Regions from separate parts of the Homo sapiens genome. Here region 2 is linked to region 1. A link is a loop called in an ENCODE intact Hi-C map of the cell type or tissue named here. Cell type or tissue: MCF 10A. All regions are shown on one strand.

Evidence for each region. A loop is a pair of places that touch in the nucleus more often than their neighbours do. Peaks named below come from ENCODE experiments on the same cell type or tissue, not always from the same donor. Only the 100,000 strongest peaks of a DNase experiment are listed, where the experiment ranks them.
Region 2: it touches region 1 in a loop (9-fold over the local background); 2 of 110 quality-filtered maps call a loop at or near these places.

The regions. Positions count from the first base shown.
Region 1 is chr19:30,682,067-30,684,566 of GRCh38, reverse strand. It overlaps a transcript of ZNF536 not described here. Among named protein-coding and RNA genes, the nearest start is that of ZNF536-AS1, 13 kb to the right of the region's middle. In MCF 10A, a CTCF peak has its summit at 1,426 (motif pointing left); a DNase peak (open chromatin) is centred at 1,436.
Region 2 is chr19:32,372,876-32,375,375 of GRCh38, reverse strand. The region is part of intron 5 of ZNF507 (zinc finger protein 507); the gene reads right to left. Among named protein-coding and RNA genes, the nearest start is that of ZNF507, 29 kb to the right of the region's middle. In MCF 10A, no CTCF peak of the experiment used is centred here; a DNase peak (open chromatin) is centred at 1,415.

The DNA of each region.
Region 1 (2,500 bases):
CCCTTAAGCAAAAATGAGAACTAAGAGTTTTCAGGTAAAGTGAACTTCCTTACCAAAACCTGGACCGTGAATCCATGGAAAGTTGACGTGTTGTCTTTAGAAGCAGTTTATGCATTAAGATTTTTGTGAGGCCAAGACGCGGTGGCTCAAACCTGTAATCCCAGCACTTTGGGAGGCCAAGGCGGGCGGATCACTTGAGCTCAGGAGTTGGAGGCCAGCCTGGGCAACATAGTGAAACCCCATCTCCACCAGAAACACAAAAAAATTAGCCAGGCATTGTGGCATGCATCTGTCGTCCCAGTTACTCAGGAGGCTGAGGTGGGAGGATCACTTGAGCCCAGGAGGCAGGGGTTGCAGTAAGCCGAGATTGTACCATTGCACTCGAGCCTGGGTGACAGAGTGAGACCCCATCTCAAATATATATATGTATATATGTGTGTGTGTGTGTACATGTGAGTCATTGTTGATCTTGGTTCTTTTACTTGTGGTTTGACCAAATGCAGGACAGGAAAGATAGATAATTTTCCAAGAAGATTTCTAAAGAGAGATATTCTTGGAGAAAAATATATGAGTGATCGGTTACAAGCTTGTCTTAATGTATCAAAAAAAGCAATACTAAAGGCATGAATTCTTAACTGATTGATGAATAAAGGTATGATTCCATGTTGCTCTGATTAACCTAGCTATGTTGATGGACAAGAAATGTGAGTTGAGCATGTCTAAGGTACAGCCCCTCCTGTCTAAGGTGTTACAGAATGGGATGAAGTGGAGTGGGTGATAGTTGAGTAGGCTGTTTCCTTTCCCAAAGGTTCTGAGAAATCCAATGTGTTGTTATTATGGGTGTGGCCACACGCTTCTTTGGTTCCTGCATTAGAAAGGTCATGTCTTTGAAAAGATATTTAGTGAGCAATTTCATTCCCCTTTACAGGGACATCCAGTTTTCAAATACTGCTAAGCCTTGACAGCGTAGAAGGCAGGCAGAAACCATCAGAGGGAAAAAGAGAAAAAAAAAAAATCCGCTCAGGTTATCCTCCTAGTCCCAGATGAGGTGGGCTGGCAGCTACTAAAAATTAAACAGAAGAGGTTTTCCAAATGCAAACAGAACATATCCGCAATCATAGAAACAGCTCTAACACCATAACACTCCTTGAACTCCAAACAAATTATTTGGGAGGATATTAAGCCTGGAAGGTCTTTCAAATTCCTTTATTAGAAAGGAGATTACTTAGAGCTCATGGTCAAATCACATACAATTTGACCCAATTCTTTTCCACCCTTTCACATCATTTGATATTAGGCAGAAACTATTGTTCAAATGCAGAAATTCATTATCCTCTTCTCCAGCCAAGGCCAGGCTGAGAAAATTCCCCGAGACCCGGCTTTCAACCCTGCCTCGCAGCCATAAAGGTGGTCTTTCGCGCCACCTAGAGGGCAGCCGGAGGCACGGCGCGTGAGTCACTCGGAGGAAAATTAAATACAGCTGAATAATTGAATGAGAGGGCAAGTTGAATCAGGGGTCACCATCTGTTTGACTAGAATTGTTGGCACATTTCAGCTAAGCCTCGCGCGCCTCGTAAACATGCTTACAGTTATCATAGCTCGCATTGCCCTAAAATAAAAGAAAATTGGTCCTAAAATAAGCCTGAACTAATTAAACATATACCATCTTGTCGTCATGGAGACCAGAGTGAAGGTCACCAGCTTCTCATGGCATTCAGGAGGGTGCTGGTGCCAAAAAGAGACGGGTGATTCTTTCCACTCCCGGGGAGAGGGCACCTCCGGGGCCAGAGGTGCTGCCTGGATGGAGGGTGTTGGGGGAGAGAGGGTGCCACCACCCCGTTCTTCATCCCTCATTTCCCCTCCGGGCTGAGGGGAGGCAGAGAGGGAGGGCAGGAAAGCAACGACACCATCTCTGCAGATCCAGGAAGCAGCGTCAGGAGGGACCGTGAGCTGCCCCCTGCCAACGTTACTTAATATTATGCCCATTTGGCAGATTTTCCCTGGGGATGGAGGTGGGGAAGGCACCCTTCCAAAGAAAGGGGTGTCGTATCTGAATTGCCTCCTTCTGCCAGCTTGATCCGAGAGCTGGTCCTCTACCAAGAATCTCGATGCGGCTGGTCGTGCATTTGTGTGCGTGTGTGTGAATTACACTGTATGCTGTGTGCACGCGCGACCAGCACAAATGTATATTCTGGGAGAGAAACCAATTCGAACGGTACATCTCATCATGTCTCTTATAGATTCCTCCTTTCTTGGGGAAACACATCCTCGCCTCGAGTCCTCAGCACGCAGCAGCTTCATCTTGGGGGTTACTGAGGACAGGCTGTATGCAAACCCAAAACTTGCAGAGTTCGAGAGATACCATTAAGATTTCATCCCCTTGCCTGGCTGGGTCAGAACCCAGTGAGCTCCTTGGTTTGGAGATTTGAAGATGCAGCTTTTTGGCCCCTGGTGGTCCGCAAGCCCCTCCCTCGTTGTTCTCCTTCCTGGGCCATAAAGG
Region 2 (2,500 bases), 1.7 Mb before region 1:
GTGAGATCTAGAAGAGTTTCTTGGCCTCTGCATTCCTGACATTTGGGGCTAGATAATTCTTCACTGTGGCGGCTGTCTGGGGCACTGCAGGTTGTCCAGCAGCATCCCTAGCCTCTACTCACTAAATGCCAGTAGTGCTTTCTCCCTCAGTTGTGACAAACGCAGTAATGTCTCCAGACATCGGCAAATGTCCTCTGAGGGGGCAAAAGCCCTTAGTTGGGAACCAATGAGCTACATGTTTCATTAGATTCAAGGTCATATTTAATTTTTTTTTTTTTTACAAATATACTCCATGGGTATAGCTGTGTATTTCCTACTGCCATACTCAGGAGGCACTTAAACCAATAGCACCTAACCCAATATACATTCCTAATAAAACTTCTCTACAAAATAAAGTAGATGGATAATTCTTCAATATCATAAAAATATAACTTTCTCAACTCCAAAACTAGTATCAAGCTTAATTAGGAAACACCAGAAGCATTTCCATTAAGTTCAAGAACAGAACAAGGACATTTACTATCCCCACTGCTATGCAGTGTTGTGGAGGTACCAGCTAGGACAATCAGACAAGAGAAAGAAAGAAGAGGTATAGGCCGAGTGTGGTGGCTCATGCCTGTAATCCTAGCACTTTGGGAGGCTGAGGTGGGTGGATCACCTGAGGTCATGAGTTTGGGACCAGTCTGGCCAACATGGTAAAACCCTGTCTCTACCAAAAATACAAAAATTAGCCATGTGTGGTGGCGGGTGCCTGTAATCCCAGCTACTCAGGAGGCTGAGGCACGAGAATCTCTTGAACCCGGGAGGCAGAGGTTGCAGTGAGCTAAGATAACACCACTGCACCACTGCACTTCAGCCTGGGTGACAGCACAAGACTCTGTCTCAAGAAAAAAAAAAAAAAGAAAGAAAAGCTATAAATAGAAAGGAAAGTATGAGAAAATGATTTGCAGATAATATAATGATATACCTTAACAATCCAATAGAAAATTAAAAACTGTTACAAATAATAACTCAATAAAGCCACAAAACTAACATTCCGTCCAGATCAACAACTTTCTTATATGGAAACAATATTAAAATGCTAGCAAAATGCTAGCAAGAAGGAAAAAACTATTTATAACAGCAATGGAATAAAATAAAATACACAAGAAGAAGCCTAACAATGAGTGAGAGAAAGAGAGAGAGAGTGTGTGTGTGTGTGTGTGTTCCTTGCTTTGCACGGTTCCGAGCTGCATGAATTTCAGTTACTATGGCTTAGTTAAACATTATCAGTCCCCCGACAGGATGGTTCAAATTTCAGTTATTAACTACTATGGGAATACGAACTGTGAGTAACTGCAGAGAACAAACTTCACTGGCAGCTCTTCAGTCTACTATGTAAACAGAGATGCATCATGCCCAGTGACTAAGCAAGCCTTTCAAAGCTGGTGACTGGTCATTGTGCTATGCAGTTCACTTCCCGACAGCAAAACATGTAGTTATGCTGCATCCTTATCTCCCAATGCTAAACCTGCAGGACGTGTTACGAAAATGGATAGTCACAAGAGAGGAACTGGCCAACAAAATCGAAGTGCAGCAAAAACCCACAAAGTGATAATGCTGGAAGCAAAATTAGACATACATGTAAATGAATTCTAGAACAAATAAATAATTGGCCACAGGAATGTTGACACTGCTGCCACTGAAGAAAACTTGGGATATGCAGCCAGAGGATCTCAGTGAAAGTGAATTTAATGACGAGGTATGTAGTTCCTGAAGGAAGTTATGGCGGCCAAAAAGTTTGTGTTAAAGGAACTCTTGGAGACATTTCATGATGATGACAATTACTTAGAAAGGACAACTGACCACTTGCCAAAGGCATAGGAAAGATGCTCATTCTAGACTGCAAAGGATACAATGAGAAGGCAAGCACTGTTCAAACCACTCGATAAGTCTCTTACAAAGAGACAAAACATTTTATTTCTCAAAGTTCCTAAGTTTTAAATTACAGTGTGGTATGATCTGAATTTACGTGACCCACCCCCCACCGAAATTCCTATGTGGAAACTTAACCTCCAAAGGGATAGTATTAAGAGGTGGGGCCTTTGGAAGGTGACTAGGTCATGAGGGCAGAGACCTTGTGAATGTGAGTGGTATGATCTGAATGTATGTGCCCCCCCCGAAATTCCTATGTGGAAACTTAATCCCCAAAGGGATAATATTAAGAGGTGGGGACTTTGGAAAGTGACTAGGTCATGAGGGCAGAGGCCTTGTGAATACGATTAATGCCCTTATAAAAGAGGTTTAGGGGAGCTTTATTGCCCCTTCCAGCATGTCAGGATGCTGCAAAAAGGTGTTATTTATGAAGCAGGGAGCAGGCCCTCATCAGACACCAAAGCTGCTGACACCTTGAGCTTGGACTTCCCAGCCTCCAGAACCGTAAGCAACACATTTCTGTTGTTCATAAATTACCCAGTCTAAGGCACTTTGTTATAGCAGCCTGAAGGGACTAAGACACACA